Regions from separate parts of the Homo sapiens genome. Here region 2 is linked to region 1. A link is a loop called in an ENCODE intact Hi-C map of the cell type or tissue named here. Cell type or tissue: right lobe of liver. All regions are shown on one strand. Links, peaks and the distances in the headings refer to the core of each region. The heading gives the core; the rest is flanking DNA.

Region 1 (9,523 bases), core at 3,083-5,582:
CCACACATCTTACTGTCATCATGCATCAAATTTAATTTTTGTTCGTCTTCTGGGCTCAGTTCATATTCAATTATATGTTTTGTTTTTGTATCCATGTCTGATGTTCATATTAAGTACTTTTGTTAATTTCATTGAGTTAATGTATACTAATTTTATAATTTCTCTTTTTAGACATTAAAGTTATTTCCAATTATTCTCTTTCATCCCCTTCTGCATCTACTTCTACTTCTGCATCTCTTCAATGAACTTCTTCAATAGCATCCTGTCTCCTAGTTCTTCTGTCTTGAACCTTTTCTCTTCACTGAGCCTTTCTAAAAGAAGTCTGGGGCATCCCATTCCCTTGAGTAAAAGACTTTAATGGCTATAGGATGGACACCAAATTTCTTAGTATAACATTAAGACCGTTTGCAACTTGTCTTGGGCCTATCTGTCTTGCGTCAACTCTAGTTATCACCTCACTGACACCCTAGTTCTAGCTCTACTGAATGTAAAACAGCTTCACATTGAGTTATTTTATGTCTCTATGATTCTGCCTTCAGTTCTCTGCTGGGAGTGCTCTTCCATCTCTGATTTTTTTTTTTTTTTTTGAAATGGAGTCTTGCCCTGTTGCCCAGGCTGGAGTGCAGTGGTGCAATTTCGGCTCACTGCAGCCTCCGCCTCCCGGGTTCAAGCGATTCTCCTGCTTCAGCCTCCCAAGTAGCTGGCATTACAGGCATGCGCCACCACGCCCGGCTAACTTTTTGTGTCTTTAGTAGAGATGAGGTTTCACCATGTTGGCCAGGCTGGTCTCGAACTCCTGACCTCATGATCCAACCGCCACCACGCCCGGCCTCCATCTCTGAATTTTAAAATTGAATCTATGCTTTCCCAACAGCTGTAGGCTGTTAGCGCTCATCTCTGTGTGCCTTCACAGTCTGTCATACATGTCATTTAACATAATGCTTATCACATTGTATTGAAATGTATCTTATAGGTATTTTTTCTCTACCAAACTTGAATTCACTTTTCTCCTTTAGCCATCCTGTACTGAGCAGTGTTTTGGGTCTGGCAAATAGTTTGTACTCAGTAAATGTTTGGAAAATGAGTTTTAACTGTTTTATTTTCGTGGGGTGAATTCCTAGTAGCAAGGGTATTCAAATTTTATTATCTACTTCTTCCACCTGAACAGCTTCATCGTAATTATACTTTAATTCCCTTCATTCTAGGCAGGTAATGGATAAGTTCCAAAATTACGATGTTGTTGGAGAGGTTTGAATATTACTAGCACATGAAATCTGATTTGAACTGACTAAATGAAGGTTTAGTACATCATTATGAATTAGTGTGAACTAAGTTTTGCTATGTTAACTTCTCTGAAATCTCAGTCGCATAATGTGAGTGTCTTTCTGGCTCATGCTTCATGCCTGAGACTAGTGGGGGTTGTGTCTGCCTATTAAAGTCACTCGGACCCAGGTGGATTGGAGATTCATCTAAAGACATGCTTCCCTTATCTCTAAGGCAGGAAAAGGAAATGGGGCGCATCTCTCATTGGCTTGTAATGCTTCTGCCCAGAAGGAGCTGTCACTTCCACTACGTTTCATGGATCAATTTAAGACTCATAGACACACCTATTAGTATATTCGAAGGAAGTTAGAAAGAGCAGTGCCCAGAAGAAAAGGGGAGTTTGTCAGTAGCCCTAATGACTATCACAGTTACTGAAAGTGTGCCTTGGGCATAATCTATCTTAACTCCCAGATATACGCTGACAGTTGTTTTTCTAAAAGTCATTCACAGTGCTCAGATTCTAGTTAGTCCAAATTGATATGGTTTGGCTGTGTCCCCACCCAAATATCACCTTGAGTTGTAATAATTCCCATGTGTCAGGGGGCGGTGCCAGGTGTAGATAATTGAATTATGGGGGCGGTTCCCCCATACTGTTCTCTTGGTGGTGAATAAGTCTCACAAGATCAGATGGTTATATAAATGATAGTTCCCCTGCACACGCTGTCTTGCCTGCTACCATGTAAGACAGGCCTTTGCTTCTCCTTTGCCTTCCTCCATGATTGTGAGGCCTCCCCAGCCATGTGGAACTGTGAGTCCATTAAACCTCTGTCTTTTATAAATTACCCAGTCTCTGGTATGTCTTTATTAGCAGTGTGAGAACAGACTAATACAAAATGTTATACTAAATATTAATATTTCATCCTCTGATTGGCCGTGATAATAGCATCAACTATGCTAAATTTCTAATAATACACATATTTCTAATAATATGCATCTAATAGGGTTTATATTGTGATTATGTAAGAGAATATTCTTGTTCTTAAGAACAAGGGTCCTTAATCTGTCACAGGATTAGAGATTTAAAGAATAAGGATCTCGATTCTGCAGCTTATCCTCAAATGTTCATTAATTATGTGTGAGTGTGGAGAGAGAGAAAGCAAACATGGCAAAATGCCACTTTTCAGTTGGTGAATTCAATTGGTGAATCTGGAAGAAGGATGTACAGGAGTTATTGTATGATTCTTGCAACTTTTTTGTACATTTGAATTTTTTTCAATAGAAAGTTAAAAATAATCATGGCACAGGTTTACAAAACCCTTGTAAACATTAGTGTTAACTACTTTTAAGCCATTATTGCTTTTCATTCTGATTGATGTTTTGAAAGTACTTTTCTTTTCCTCTGAGGCCTGTAAAATACGTGGACTATATTAATCAGTGATCTTTCAAAAACAAAGACTGAGGCCCAAACATTAAACCTAGATGGAAATCTGATTTTTAAAAATTCACAAATAATGCCAGATTTCATTTAAAAGACTTTTTTTCCCCCTTCTAGTTGGTTGAAATGTTGGATATGTCTGTCCCTGCAGTTGCTAAATTGAGACGTCTTTTAGATAGTCTTCCAAGGGAAGCTTTACCAGACATCTTGACATCAATTATCCGAACAAGCAACAAAGAGAAACTCCAGGTACAGTGTTCCCTTTTGAACGCCAGGTTGCTTTGTCACTTTTTATTGAGATCTAGATAGTGAGTAGTTAAGTTTTGACCTTCAAGAAAAAGATATTGGAGACCCAAAGTAATTGAAATGCTTTTACATTTAAACTGACTTTCAAATGTGATTGTTTTATATTTTTGTTGACACAAGCAGCTCTTTTATTTTATATTTTTGTTGACACAAGCAGCTCTTTTATTTGCATAATCAGTAATGGTAGTCAATTTACAGAAAAAGTTAAAGCAAAGAATCATAAAAAGGTAAATATTTGACTGGGTGCTCACGCCTGTAGTCCCAGCACTTTGGGAGGCTGAGATGGGTGGATCGCTTGAGATCAGGAGTTCGAGACCAGCCTGGCCAACATGGTAAAACCCCATCTCTACTAAAAATACAAAATTAGCTGGGCGTGGTGGTGCGCGCCTATAATCCCAGCTACTCGAGAGGCTGAGGCAGGAGAATCGCTTGAACCTGGGAGGCAGAGGCTGCAGTGAGCCAAGATTGCACCACTGCACTCCAGCCTGGGCAACAGAGACTCTGCCTCTAAATAAATAAATAAATAAATATTTAATTTAACTTAAATATGTAGACATTCTTTGATTCACTATTTTTAAACGTGGAGCCATGGCCCTTCCCTTATGTGTGGACCTGCTTTCTTAGAATCTTCATCATGTTTCTTATATAAATCACACCTATGATGCATTACTTATAATTTTAAATTTATATTTATTTAAAGTGAAATGAATTTTAAAGACACTTGAAAAGTAATCCAAGTATAGAATCCTACATTTACATGACTTAATCCCCAAACTGTAATACTTTAAGTTTTCTTGCACACTTATTTTTAAGATATTTTTAAAGCAGTATTTTTAATGAATCATCCTAGAATATTTGTTTGTTTTCAGTGAAACAGCTCTTTCATATGTTATCAGTTTATTTAATACTTAAATCCAACTGTTATAATAGCAAATACAACTAACACAAACAGGTTGGTTATACACAGGAATTCAATTAATCCAGTGGGAGTAGAAGAGTTACAGGACTGCCAGAGAGCCCCCTGGCTGTGGGCGGCAGCAGTGTGTTTTACTGCGGGAACAGAGAGCGGCCTGTGCTCCGACAAATCACTAGTGAGAGTTGGTTGAGTGCTTCTGTTCTCTTGTGTATGTAAACATTTAATATTTTGAACCTATAATTTGTTTAGATCTAATATGAAAACACATTCTGGGCTTCAAGAGAGTAATTCCCAGAAAGAGTTGACGTCAACTGTGTGTCTGGTTTTTTCATCTTAAAAACACACAGCTTCGGCCGGGCGCAGTGGCCCACGCCTGTAATCCCAACACTTTGGGAGGCCGAGGTGGGAAGATCACGAGGTCAGGAGATCGAGACCATCCTGGCTAACAGAGTGAAACCCTGTCTCTACTAAAAATACAAAAAATTAGCCGGGCATGGTGTCGGGTGCCTGTAGTCCCAGTTACTCTGGAGGCTGAGGCAGGAGAATGACGTGAACCCAGGAGGGGGAGCTTGCACTGAGCCAAGATCTCGCCACTGCACTCCAACCTGGGGACAGAGCAAGATTCCGTCTCAAAAAAAAAAAGAAAAAAAAAAACCACACAGCTTCATTTTAAAGTGAAAAACCAAGATCCTGTTTTTTCTTTCTTTTTTAAGGATTCTGATATTCATCTCAAACAACCTTGCTGATTAATATAGTTCATTTGGTTGTCTTAGCCATAGTGTAGCTTTGAATACTGTTAATAATTTTTTTTTAACTTGGCAATTTAAACCATGGCTCTGACTGTCTGTTTTTGGATTGTGTGTTTCTGAGAGAGATCCTATTGATTGACTCACATTTCCTTAGATTTTAGATGCTGTGAGCCTAGAGGAGCGGTTCAAGATGACTATACCACTGCTTGTCAGACAAATTGAAGGCCTGAAATTGCTTCAAAAAACCAGAAAACCCAAGCAAGATGATGATAAGAGGGTAAATATTTATTTTAACCCATTTCAGTTTTGAAAAAAAAATAAGGAGAATAAAGAGAGGAACAAAGAAGAAAAGTTTATTGTCTCCTACCACTCGCACTACTGATAAAATTTAGGTGTTTCCCTCTCATCCTTTTCTTTGCCTGGATTTTTTTTTAAAGCATGTAAGCATTTTTCTCACTTTGTTTTGGTTATCATCCAAAAGGATAATTTACTGAGCCATTTCCCCTTTTGTGTTGTTTCCAATGTTTTGTGTATTGTAAACACTAACAAATAACTATGATGGGTGTCTTTGAGTATAACATTTTTTTACTGCATGTAATACTAAGAAACTAATACAAAACTCTTTCTTAAAAGGACTATATGTTGTGTCAAAATTTGGCTGTTTTCAACTTATAATAAGTTTCCATTTTTATTTAGTCAAACTCTTGATCTTTTTTTGTTTTCTAAGCTTAAGTCCTCTAACCTTCAGTGGCTTGATAAATATTCACTTTCCTTTCAGTTTAATTTTAGTTGATTTTTTAAAAAGTATTTAATTCTTTAACCCATATATTATTTTGAAGACAGCAGTTGTATTTTTCCCTCAAATAGCTTTTTGTTTGACTCAACACCACTAATTAAATAATCCTTCCCATCCCCATTATCATCTATTACATTTATATGTATGATGGGATCTGTTTGAAGTCTACCTTGATCTGCTGATTTTACTATTTTTATGTCTGGACAGAGTTTATATTAGGAAGATATATTTGATGTGGACAGGATGTGAAAATGGCATTTCTCTGAAGGTGTTGAGATGCAGCGCTCTGACTTAAGTTGAGGCGTTGAGAATTATGTTAGCAATTTGACGTTCATCAGCGCAGAAGTCTTGTCATCAAAGAGAATACATTGTAGAGAAAGCGGAGCAGAAGGGAAGAACTCCTCCCCGGTGGGACTAGAGAAGGGGCAGTCAAGTAGGCTGAGGAGAGAGATAGGAACAGTGATGATCATGCTGGCGATTAGTACTCCAGGACACCATGCTGTTTAAAACATGCAGAAAGCTGGATTATTTCTGGCTTGAGATCAGGTCAGGGACTCAATTACTCATTTTGTATAGAGAGACAAATCCACTGGGAGTTGCAGAAAACTGCAACTTACTCTCAGTAAAGTTTGCCATCACTTAAAATGAAAGTTTTTCAAAAGTGCTCCAGAAAATAAGCAAGAGACAGTTATTTAAAAAGTAGGAATTAGGATAATATTTGGAGTTAACCTAAAACTCTCTCCTTTTTGTTCCCCTAAGAGTTGAAAAGCACTGTTTTAGCAGTCAGGAAGGAAAAATGCATTAAAAAGTGCTTTTGTCTTAACAATGAAATCACTGATATGCTTATAAAAATCTCACTTTTAAAAAATATATAATATGTTCAGTTTTTTATTTATAATATTTTATCTGCTGATGACTTATGTAAGAATAAAAGCATATATTTAGTACTTGTGTTTTTATAAAATTAAATTTTTATTTACTGCTTTATGTTTTAAACATTTTTATATTTGAATGTATTAAATAGATAAATTTTCCAGGTTAAAAAATAAGTTCTGGGCTGAATGCAGTGGCTCATGCCTGTAATCCCAGCACTTTGGGAGGCCAAGGAAGGAGAATTGCTTGAGGCCAGGAGTTCAAGACCAGGCTGGGCAACATAGTGAGACCTCATCTTTACAAAAAAAATTTAAAAAATTAGCCAGCATGCTGGTGTGTGTCTGTAGTCCCAGCTATTTAGGAAGCTGAGGTGGAAGGATTACTTGAGCCAGGGAGGTTGAGGCTGCAGTAAGCAGTGTTCATGCCATTGCACTTCAGCCTGGATTACAAAGCTTGACCTTGTCTCAAAAAATAAAATGTTCTGGGGGCTTTTAAATTAAATGCTAGTATATAATTTTGCTCCAGTAGTGGTTGTTTATTCATGAATTTCAAGGAGCATATAAGGTAGTTTTAACATATGATAGAGAGATCATAGAGAATACAAAGGCCATTTGACTTTGCACAGAATATGTTTTTTAGATTTGAAAGAACAATTTTGGCAGGATGGGAACAGATGCCGAAGGCTCACTGAAGTAATTGATGAGGTAGGGGATCTGGTGGTTATAGCCACTTGCTGGAGAAGCAGAACTTCACAAGAAAGGAAGTAAATAGTGCGATAGTTAACTAGAAGAAACTAGAGGTAAGAAAAAAATATTTTGAAAGCAGGAAAGCTTTGAAGACAAAATAGAGCCAGTGGTGGAAAGGTTGAAGATGCTAGGAAGAAATTTTGTAATGTAGGAGATAAAATGGAATTTTTTTCAGTCACCAAATGGTAAGAAGTAATGTATTTCAAGAAAATAGTGGCTGCAATAGTAGCTCAAAGAAAGGTAATTCCTAGATGGTTTAATTATTTCTAGTATCCAGTTCCTTGAAATTTGTTTTCTCATGCAAGTATTATTGTAAGCATATACCAAAGAATCATGTCTACCTTACGTTGGTCTACTTCTGCAATTCTGCTGCCTCTCTGTATACAACTGCCTTTTGATTATCATTCTGAACTTCACTTCCTAAAGATAGAGACTGTAGTCATAAAAATATTTATTCAGCACCAGTCATAATCTTATGTGTACCTGGGTACTTCGTTTCCAATTTATTTTGACATACGGTTTTACTTTTCTGCTTTCTATGTTAGGTTATAGCAATACGCCCTATTAGGAGAATTACACATATCTCAGGTACTTTAGAAGATGAAGATGAAGATGAAGATAATGATGACATTGTCATGCTAGAGAAAAAAATACGAACATCTAGTATGCCAGAGCAGGCCCATAAAGTCTGTGTCAAAGAGATAAAGAGGTAAATTATAAAAGGCATTTGTTCATTATTGTTTTCATTCTTGGTACTCCTGATTAACACCACTTTCACTACTCTTTTCTCCAATACTGAGGATACATAATACAAATCTTCCACCTGCAGTGTGCTGTCAGGCAATATAACTCTTGCAGCTGCCTTTTTGTTGTCTGAAAGAACAGACCATGCTTCTTTGTTTATACGTAATGTTTGTTCAGTTAGCATCATATTCTTCACATGTGACTTTTCTTCTCTAGATTATAAACTCTCAAGGGCAAGGACTGTCCATTTCTCTTTGTACAAGACAAAGTACAGGGAAACCTTGATAACAGAATAGGATATATGGGTTGATTACATTTTCTGGATATCCCCAGTGTTAAACTGAAAGCCATTTTTCCTTTGCATACTTTTAACTTTATAACTCTTATTACATTTTCTTTTATTAGTGAATTGTAGTGAGCCTGCTTGAATGCTTAGTGACTTAATATTTGACTTTCTGAGGCTTACAGTTAAGAACATTAGTAATTGTAGTTGATGGGTATTTTATATTGCCTCTGACATTAGTTAATATATGTAGAACATTTATTATGTGCAGAACACTTTGCTAAGCATTGCATATATTATGGAAGTAGCATTTGTTATTAAATATATGATATTAGCTTGCTTTTATGAGCAGACCTCACTCATCTCTGATACAAAAAAAAATGTATTGTATTATGCATAGTTAGGCACTTACATCTTATTGTGATAAGTAAACCAATGGATATATGTCACTTGACTATCCCTGTGAGCTTAAAAGGGACACACACTAGTAAGGCCATATTTCCAGGTTAGAATTAGATATAATGTTTTCTCCTGCAGTTTGCAGGTATCTGCCTTATTTTGTTTTGTAAGTACCTTAAGTACTTAGAAAATATGAGAATACTTTGTAGAGAAAGCAGAGCAGAAGGGAAGAACCCCTCCCTGGTGGGACTCCAGAAGGGGCAGTTAAGTAGGCTGGGGAGAGAGATAGGAGTGGTGATCATTACATTACAAAACAAAATAAACGTTTTATTATCTGGATACTTTAAAACTTTTTCAGATTTGTTTAAACATGCATGATATATCTAACCAAGAAAGAGAGCTGTGTTTGATTTTTCTGTTATGGAATTTTTCTGTGTTCTTGAACATGTTTGCTGTGTATTCTTTCTCCACAGACTCAAAAAAATGCCTCAGTCAATGCCAGAATATGCTCTGACTAGAAATTATTTGGAACTTATGGTAGAACTTCCTTGGAACAAAAGTACAACTGGTAAGCCAAAAAATAACACCTGTTTTGCAGTCTAATTGTCACTCAGAAAGCTCATGCAATTTTTCATTTCAAATTTACTCCACTGATTGTCGTACTGTTAAATTATTTTTGTTTTCAATTTTTTTGAAACCATTTTATTGAAGTGTGATTGTCGTACAAAAAGCTGTATATAATTAATGAATACATCTCAGTGAGTTTCAGAATAAGTATACACCCATGAAACCATCACAATCTTCATAGCCATAAACATATCCGTCACCTCCAAAGTTTCCTCCTACCTCTTTTGTGATTATTATTATCATCATTATTATTGGCTTTTTTCTTTTGGTGCTGGTGGTAAGAACATTGAACATAAGGTCTAATGTTAAATTAACAATATTGTTAGCGATAGGCACTTTTCTTTATAGTAGATCTCTAGAACTTATTTATCTTGCATAAGTGAAAC
Region 2 (9,523 bases), core at 6,924-9,423, 280 kb after region 1:
CTGTAAGAGCCTTCAGAGGTCAGCCCCCAGCTCTCATCCTGATATGGGGATCTAGGCTTATGAGGGCATGGCTCATCCACGATGCGCAGAGCCAGACCTGATAGGGCCAGAATGGCAACTGGGCCTAGACTCTGGCCCAGCAGAGATGGAGAGGGTGTCTGGATAGCAGTGACGGCAGTGGTGCCAGGCCTGGCTTCTGCAGATGTTGTCGGTGTTCCTGATACATTTGCTTCTGGCGTCAGCCAGGTTGGGAGGGTGTTTGTTCTTGCAAGTAAAAGTTTCTTGATGGAAACATGTAGAAGTTCAAGGTGCAGACCCTGCTCACTGCCCTGTACCCCAACCTAGTGGGAGTAATGGGAGATGCCAGCCAGCTGAGTGATTGAAGCCACAGCTGCACAAGGGCAGAAGCCATGCCGAGTTGCTCACAGCCATGTGCTTCCTGTGCCTGACTGAACACAGAAGCTGCCCAAAAAATGACAGCTGCACGGAGGGACAGTACAAGCTGCCAGAGGCTGATGTACTCAGGTGGGGCTCCACGGGAGACTTCCTGGAAGAGGGGGCCTGGAGCTGATGCTGAAGCACCGCCTCTCCCAAATCTCACAGTGCTCTCCTAGTCCTCCATGGGTTCACAGCCGCCCCATCCAGCAGCCGGGTGGGGACTCTCACGTATGTTCGCGCACTTGGACCCTGACACCCAGAGAAGGGAAGGGGCAAGCCCAAGGGAGTCCACAGCAGAGCTGGAACCAGAACTGGGCTGTGCTTGACTGAGAGGAGATGGCTGTGGGTGACACGGGGAGGGACATCCGCCCTCACTGCCCTATAACGACCCTCCAGAGAGCAGCGGTGCCTGGGCCTGGAAGTGTGAGTTTCCACTCTGAACAGATGGTTGCAATTACCAAGTGCAGGACGGGCAGGCGAGGAGCACACTCCCATAGAGGGAGCGGAGCAGAGGGCTGCAGAGACATCCCGAGCACAGGCCAGCTGGCCGCGATTCCTCCAGCACTCCAACTTCAAACATGAAACTGCCTTCTTTTTGCTACTTCTCTCCACCACCTGGGCATATGATTCTGACAATTTCATACAATTTTTAAAGAAAAGAAAAAAGCTCTATTTTTCTTGGAAAGCTGTGCCCAGTTGGTTTTCTATAGATTTGCTCTCTGGAGGTTCCCCTTGGCAGGAGGTCAAAGCCTTAGGGGAGGCAGGGTCCCCCCAGCTCTCGGGCTTGGCAATTCTGAACATGACAAAGGCTGTGGGCAATGATTTCTCCTCGGCCATGGAAATCAGGTGTTCCAATGCACAGGAGCCCTGGCCCTGCCTTTCCACACTCTCTCTCCACTCCACGCCTCTCACCCCCCACCCCCGTCTCTGTCTCTCTTTCTCTCCCTGCTCTTTAAAAAGGGTCCTTGGCTGGCCCAGTTGCTCATGCCTGTAATCCCAGTGCTTTAGGAGGTTGAAGCAGGAGGATCGCTTGAGGCCAGAGTTAGAGACCAGTGTAGGTAGCTCGATGCCATCTCTAAAGATACATAAATAACTAAAAATAACAAAATACAATGAAAAGGGTCCTGTTCTGTCCTGTACAGGAGGAAGATGAGTGAAGCCGTTTATTTTCCTTTGAGATGGAGTCTCGCTCTGTTGCTCAGGCTGGAGTGCAATGGCACGATCTCGGCTCACTTCAACCTCCGCCTCCCAGGTTCAGGTAATTCTCCTGCCTCAGCCTCCTGAGTAACTGGGATTACAGGCACATGCCACCATGCCCAGCTAATTTTTTTTGTATTTTTAGTAGAGATGGGGTTTCACCATATTGGTCAGTCTGGTCTTGAACTCCTGACCTCAGGTGATCCGCCTGCCTTGGCCTCCCAAAGTGCTGGGATTACAGGCATAAGCCACCATGCCTGGCCAACCTTTTTTTTTTTTTTTTTTCCAAATTTAACTTTTAAGTTCAGGGGTACCTGTACAGGTTTGTTATATAAGGGAACTTGTGTCATGGGGGTTTGTCGTGCATTATTTTTCCTAATCTTCTCCTTCCTCCCATCCTCCACCCTCCAATAGACTCCAGTGTCTGTTGTTCCCCTCTTTGTGTCCATGAGTTTTCTCATTTATTAATAACTCCCACCTATAAATGAGAACATGAGGTATTTGGTATTCTATTCCCATGTTAGTTTGCTAAGGATAATGGCCTCCAGCTACATCTATGTTTCTACAAAATACATGATCTCATTCTTTTCTGTGGCTGCACAGTATTCCAGAGTGAAGCCTTTTAAAAATTCATACAAAGTTGATTGAGGTTGTGGCTTGGTGCGATGGCTCACAGGTGGGCGGGTCACCTGAGGTCAGGAGTTCAAGACCAGACTGGCCAACATGGTGAAACCCTGTCTCTACTAAAAAGTACAAAAATTAGCCGGGCGTGGTGGCAGGCACCTGTAATCCCAGCTACTTGAGAGGCTGACGCAGGAGAATTGCTTGAACCCGGGAGGCAGAGGTTGCAGTGAGCTGAGATTGTGCCACTGCACTCCAGCCTGGATGACACAGCAGAACTTCGCCTCAAAAAATAAATAAATAAATAAAAATAAAAATAAAAAAGTTGACTAAAGGAAAAAGAACTACCCCAACCCTGGTTATGTAGGGCTTGCTGGATGTAAATGGACAATGGTATTCGCTTGCAAACCAGGGTGACCAAGTGTACAGGCAGGGGTCACTGAGACTCCAGGCAGTTAAGGGATCCTCTTGAGTAGAAGTTACATACGTTAAGTCATGATTAGGAATGACTGTGCTCCATTAAAAAAAACAAAACAAAACAAAAAACAAAAAGAAAAACCAACTTGATTTTTTTTCCCCAAAGAGGAACCAGATGCATTTTCCTGCTGCCAGAGAAGGCTGTGAACTGTGCAGTCTTGGGCAGCAGGGCTAACTTTCCCCTGGGTCCTGGCCCTTCAAGGAGGGTGCACATGGAGGCCAGAGGTGCAGACAGACTGTGGGTTCTGCAGAGGAGCTGGCTCATCTCAGTGGTCTTGGGAAGACTGAGCCCCATCATCTGGTACCAGGACCTTTGGGCCATCTCGTGCTACTGACAGGCTGAGCCCTCCAGAACAGACATTGGAAGCAGCTGAACAGTGAGTCCTCCATACATCGAAGGCCCCCATCTCGACCCCGCCATCCCCTTAATACGCCCCAGGAATAGAGCTAGGTTAACTGGTTGCCCTCTTGTTACAAGAGTCAGTGAAGGCTGGAGCCAGAGTTGTCTCCAAGGTGCAGAAACGCAGGCTTGGGTAGGGTTTTCCAGAGGAGAGTGTGCACCCAGCTGGCCTTCCACGCTGGGGAGAGGAGGCAGAATACATCTCTTAGGATATAGCCAGACCCTCTTCCCTGACTTCTCCAGCTCCAAGATACTTACAAGTTCCTCTAAAGCTCCCCCACGGAATCTTCTTTTCCATTTTCTGTTTCCCTGTGCGAGCGCTCTCCCATCCGCAGCACCCCTCCCCAGCCCAGTTAGCTCCCTTCCACCCCATCTATACTTCCAGGCTCTGACTTCCCTGCCCTGTGAGGCTGTCAGCCTCCACAGTGGCCCATCCCAGCAGACATTTAGAATGCAGAAGCTATAAACAGAGGATGGTAGACATCAAGGCATGAATGAATGGCCATCTTCCTTGTGGTCCCTGTGATACCGGGATTCCAAGCCCCAAAGGGGTGGTTTGGGCTGGGGATAGTAATTCTGATAAGCTGGAGTGCTCGAAGGTCTGGGATGGACGCCACCTCCGCAGAGGCCAAATGGTGGACGAGGGCCTCTTCCAGCTATGCCTCGTGCCTTCTTAGAGCCAGAGTTCTCGGAGGGAGGGACCAGGTGACTGGCAGTCCCGCTCCACCGTCCCCACCTCTACGGGTGTGAGATGCTCTGGGTGGTCCTCAAAGCCAGAGTTCCTGGGCTGGGGAGGTGGGGGTTTATTAAAGCTGGGAGTGTCAGACAACTAGAAAAGGCTCACAGGGAAAAGAAACTCATCTTCAGGGGAGGCAGTGGAAAGAACAAATGTGGGAATAAGACCTGGACTCAGTCCTGCCTTACCGAACAGCTGATGGCCATGGGCAACCCAAGCTAGCTGGGCCTCTGTCCACACTGCAACTGTGAAACGAGGGCTCTCCACTGGGTGGCCTCCTCCTTCCCTTCTCAGCGGTGTGGCTGGCCCTGCTGGGCTCTCAGGTCCCTGGTGCCTGTGGGATGGTGACCAGGGTTTGCAGGGAGTGCACAGTGGGGAGGATGAAGGCGCTGCTTTGTGGAAAGAAGCTTGCAAGCTCAATGGGTACCAGCTGCTCTCCTCCCTCTTGTGCAGAAATTGTCCCCACATGTAATTAAGCCAGCTTCTGTCAGGAGGTGAGGACACACAGTGGGGCCAGGTCGGGAGAAACACCTGATGCCAATGCCAGCCCCACTGGTACTCAGGAACCAGGAGGGAGCCGGAGGGGTCCTGGCCTCCCCTGCTCCGTGCCCCACTCTGTGTCCTGCCTCTGTAGGGCCTGGGATTTGAAAACCACCAAAGGTCAGATGAGGCCCTGAGGGACCCTCGCTGGAGCCACATGTATTCTAGGGAACACTCACCGGCCTGGGTGCAAAGGTGCCTTCCTCACCGTGGGACTCAGGATGGGAAGGACTCTCCCAGGAGCCAGGCCCGTTTCTTAGGATTCAGTCCTGGTTGCAACCATTGCAACTACTCTTTAGTAGGGAGGTGTTTCTCAACCATGAGGGCACGCCGGGTCACTTGGGATTACCAGAAAACGTGGATGTCAGATTCTGATCTCTAGGGTCTGGGGTGTGGCCTGGGCAGCGCTGCCCCTGGGGATCCCAGTGCACAGCCAGGGTCACAGACCACCAGCTCTGAGGGCAGCAGCACTAGCCCTTGACAGATGAGGGCCCGAGGCCTTGAGAGGCTGCGTAACTTTCTCAAGGTCACGGAGAATAAGTGCAGGAGCAGGTGATGCCCTCACTCCACGGGCTGGCTGGGCATGAGGCCTTCAGAAGAAGGGCCATTCTGGTTGTTCTCTCCCTTCCCTGGCACTGTCCCCTGCATGAAGTGGCTGCTCAAGACCAGGGATGGAGGAACCCTGGAGGGGCTGGGAAGGTGCAGCATCCGGAGGGGATGAGGGGTTTGGGCCCCACCCCTCACCGGCTGGGCCTCATGTCCCTTAGCCACACAGTGGGAAGAAGTAAGGGTTCCCAGCCCTTCTCAGAGTGGAGGTGTGACATGCCAGGGATCCTGAGGGGCTGGCAAGGGGAGAGGGTCCTGCTGGCATTGAGAGACACCCTGGTTTGGGGGAAGTCCCCTGAGCAAGCCCACGTGCGCAGCTGCTAGGGGCAGGCTGCGGGAGGCCCTCTTCTTCCTGCTGCCTGTTTTGGTGGCTGAAACTTTAGACTGATCCAGGAGCCAGACAGGCGGGCAGACAAGCGCATTCTTTTTGGGGGAGGCCGCCGCCTCCTCTTCTCGCTAGAAGCAGGGAGGAGGGGAGGACAGGGCCTGCCCAGGCCTGACCCCAGACTGGGTTTCAGGCTGTGGGGCCAAGCAGGGCTCCCTGGGGACTCGGGGCTGGGGAAGGAAAGCCCCAAAGGCTGGAGTCTGCGGTTTGGAGTCCTGTGACTCTGGGAGCTGAAGCCACCAGGCAGGAGGGGGTGAAAGGGGGCTGGTTTAAGAAGCCCTAAGCCTCTGGGCTTTTGGCTCCAGCACTGGCTGTGGGTACTTCTGCTCTGTTTCTGGGCAAATCCCTGCCTGCCCAGTCCATTTCCCCAGTGAATGCCCCCAGCCCTGGCATCCTCGGTGTGTAGGGGATTGGAACCTGAGCCGGGAAAAAGGCCACGTACAGTTTCCAATCAACATCAACTCATCTGTGTTTCCCGAAATGAAGTGCAAGGTGGCTCTGATGCATACATGGGCTCACTCCTGACACAGCTTCTGCAGAACTGGTCAACTTCTTTAAAAAAATATGCTCTTGGCATCCTCTCGCAGGAACAGGGCTGGATACGGGCCCACCAAGCAGGAAGTGGGGAGGCAGCTTCCTTCCGCAGCCTCCCTGTGCCCTGAAGACTGACAGCCTTGACCCAGGTCTGTCATGGGCCCTCAATTCTTTTCCTTGAAGGGTGGAGGTATCTTAGGTGCCATACCAGCTGCTGAGTCACCTCTGGTGCAGCTTTGCCTTTCAGGGAGGTGGGATGGCCCATTGGAATTCAAATCCTAAATCCTGGACATCTTAGCTTGAAGAAATGGAAGTTCCTGAGCATCTCTGTACCTCAGTTTCCTCCTCTGCAAAATGGAGATAATAACAGCAGCACTTTAGGAGTGAGGTGAGGATTAAAGGAGACAGAAGCTTGCCGGGCACATGGGTGGTGAGGGCACGACACTGGTTGCCGGCCTCAGCTTTCTCAGCACCCTGCAGGCAGGCAGTGGCTGTGCTCACTTCCTCCGGGTGCTCTCTCTGGTGACGGCACCCGAGGGACTCTCCCAAGTGCCTGCCTTGTTCAAGGAACAATGCCCTCTCTAGAACAGCTGGACTTCCCATGGCCCTGCTGAGGCACTGAAAGAAATGTAGGCCCTAACCTAAGCACCCTCATCATTGGACCACAGGGATAAAGGAGTGCGTTCAGAACCTGGAGGATGACGGCTTAGCACTTGGAGATAAGACCTGGCTGGTGGGGGTGTGGGATGACCTGGAAGGGTGGCGAATAGTTAGGTAGGTGTCCGCAGGGCTGCTGATCAGAGCCCCAGTAGCAGTCACTGAGCGGGGCTCTGGGTTGGGCACAGTTCTAAGCACCACGTTTATTCCTCATGTCACCCTTGAAGTAGAAAGCATTATTATGCCTATTTTACAGGTGAGGAAATCCTCATCTGTAAAATAGGCATAATAAAATAATGCTTAGTTACAGTTCTGAAGTATACAGAAAGTCAAACTCCAAATGAACAGTGCTGGCATTTGCCCAACTAGGGAACTGGGGAAAAGAACTGCCGTCAGGGGACTGAAGAGGCAGTGGGATGGGCACAGAGCCACGGCAGCAGGGAACAGCTCGAGAGCCAGGCCGAGTTCTCTGCTGAGGGGCACCAGGCCTGAGTTTCAAGTTACTCAACTCCGAAATAGTTGGCCCCTTCCAGCATTTTCTGACTGGGGTGGATACTCCTGAAGCCCTGTTTGTGCAGGTCTTTGGACCTTTCTAAACAATCTGCAAATCCTTGCTAAAGACAGTAACACGTGTTACTCAAGACTCGATTTCAAAGGACGTAAATCCAACTGGAATGACCAGCTTAAGCAAAAAGTGTGTTAGAATACTGGGGTGTGGTGACGTCCGAGGAAGGGCTTTCCTGACAACAGGAACCCAAGGCTCATGCTGCCAGGAACCTCTCTCACGTCGCCGCTTCTTTCCTGCCACAGGTCGACTTCCCCCAGGGTGGAAAATGGCTTCTGACAGACCTGGGCCTGGCATCCCACGATTCCCACCACCACAGAGGAACTCCCCAGGAGTGACTTGGACTGGCATAGGTTGGGCCGGCTGTCGGCCCTGGCCAGGAAGCCTGAGTGCATCTAGTATGCAGCCTGCGCCAGGTACCCCTCCCCGGACCTGTGTGCCCAGGATGCCATGTGCTGGAGCCTGGCAGGGGAGGGAGAAGGGAGTGGAGTGACCCCAGCCCCACCCCACTGTCCCACTGCAGGGCAGTGGATTCCCGGCCTCTTACTGGTCCTGCTGCCAGATGCCGCAGTCAAGAAGGCACTGTCCTCCAGTTCAGTTGAGCAGACATTTATTAAGCACCTATCAAGTGCAAGGCACTGTGCTAGGCGCCGTGGGAAATACAGAGAACACAGGCGGTCCCTGCCCACGAGGAGCTCACAGTCTAGAAAGGGCAGCAAGACAGTACACAATCAGTGGCAGCAGCACCAGCCAGAGTGGCAAGTGCTCAAAGCGAGACACAAAGTGCTGTGCGGTCACAACATCATGGGGATGCTTCTGGCAGAAGCACTGGAAAGGAGACGAGGACTCAGGCTGGGCCTTCCAGGAGGGAAGCCATTTGGGAGAAGGGCATCTCTAGCGGAGAGAGGTCCATCTGCAGAGCCCACAGGTCATGGGAAACATGTGGCTGCAGGGAGAGTTTGGGGACAGTCAAGTATGGCTGGGAGGTGGACAGCCACGGACACTAAGCTCAGGAGATGTGAACTTTGTGGTCTGGTCAAACAGCCACTGCAGATCACTTCGCAGGAGGAGGGGTGACTAGAAGTATGTTACTGGAAGGTAAATCTGGCCACACTGCAGCATCTGGACGGCAGAGGGCAGCGCTGGGAGGGGCCAGCCAGTTAGGGCCCACCACCCCTGGGTGTCTGAGAGTGGGAGTAGCGGGCAGGGGCCAGCAAAGCACGAGGGCAGAGCAGGGGACCATACGGAGGGTGGGTGTGGAAGAAGGGAGGGGCCCCATGCAAGCTGCAGGTCTGGGGAGCCTGAGGATGTCATAGGGCTTCCTGGTAGAGTGGAAAGTGCACTCCTGAAGGTCAGGGCCAGTCACTACAGAGAGGGGACAGCGAGGAGAGGGACGGTGTGGCCCTAAGGGTGACTGCAGTTTCTCAACATGTGGTCCGTGGATCACCTGCATGGGAACTGCCTGGGGAATGCGCTCATTTGCAGATTCCCGGGCCTTCCTCCAGAACTACTGGGCAAGCATCTGCCGGGTCATGCCCGGTAACCTACATTCTTAACACCAGCTGCCCTCTCCACCACCACGAGCCCCAAAGGTGGGGAAAAGTCTGCAAGCCACCTGCAGAGGAAGAATAGGGTGTTAAGGACTGGCTTTAGGCAAAAAGAAGAGACAAAAAGAATGAGGGAGGTCTGGGAGTGAGGGAAGTGGTGGGAAGCAGGGAAAGTCCGGTCAAGCCATGTGCACCAAGACAGAGCCCCAGCGCGGCCTTGCAGCCAGGCACCGGGCCGTCCCCAAGGGCTGCTCTCAGTCCGCTTTCACTTGGTGGGCGAAAGCCACATTTGCAAACTGGGAAGTGGAGAGTGGGAGGTGAGGGGAAGCACTAGCAATGAATGAAGAGGATTCTTCCGGGAATCAGGCTGTTTCAATCTAAAACATCCAAGATAAGTGGAAACACTGGGGAGGAAGGTGATGAACAGACGGAGGTGAGCCAGAGACACCTCCTGGGCAAGTCGGCCAGGAGGCGGGAGGCGTGGGTCAGAGACACTGCAGGAACTGGGTGAGGACAAGGAGGTGCGAGGAAAGGGGTTGGGGGATGGTCCCACAGGCAGCCACACCTGAGGCGTGGGAGGCAGGTAGGAGCTGGGGGAGGGCGGGGAGAAGAGGGGTTTCTGTGTGTAGATCTGAGTCCTCCCTCACATCCCAGCCGTGCCACAAGCCGCATCGGCATGAGGCCGGCTCTCCCTTCTTCACTGGTCTCAAAAGCCACCCAGGCCCAAGTCCCGGCCAGACAGCCGAGCCTGCCTAGCAACGCTGACCGGCCGCCCAGGATGGCCCAGACACCTTCTGTCTCCTGAATGCAGCCTACAGGG

What was found. A loop is a pair of places that touch in the nucleus more often than their neighbours do. Peaks named below come from ENCODE experiments on the same cell type or tissue, not always from the same donor. Only the 100,000 strongest peaks of a DNase experiment are listed, where the experiment ranks them.
Region 2: it touches region 1 in a loop (2.8-fold over the local background); 13 of 110 quality-filtered maps call a loop at or near these places.

The regions. Positions count from the first base shown.
Region 1 is chr16:48,253,795-48,263,317 of GRCh38, forward strand. It overlaps LONP2 (lon peptidase 2, peroxisomal), which reads left to right. Exons shown (of 15, transcript NM_031490.5): 3 at 2,816-2,947; 4 at 4,824-4,946; 5 at 7,630-7,793; 6 at 8,984-9,078. Among named protein-coding and RNA genes, the nearest start is that of ABCC11, 11 kb to the left of the region's middle. In right lobe of liver, for the core only: a CTCF peak has its summit at 4,031; no DNase peak of the experiment used is centred there.
Region 2 is chr16:48,530,977-48,540,499 of GRCh38, forward strand. It overlaps N4BP1 (NEDD4 binding protein 1), which reads right to left. Exons shown (of 7, transcript NM_153029.4): 7 at 7,750-9,523. Among named protein-coding and RNA genes, the nearest start is that of N4BP1, 74 kb to the right of the region's middle. RefSeq lists enhancers at 5,359-5,728, 5,759-5,828, 6,589-6,658, 7,598-8,097. In right lobe of liver, for the core only: a CTCF peak has its summit at 8,281 (motif pointing right); a DNase peak (open chromatin) is centred at 7,013; H3K27ac peaks cover 1,860 bases.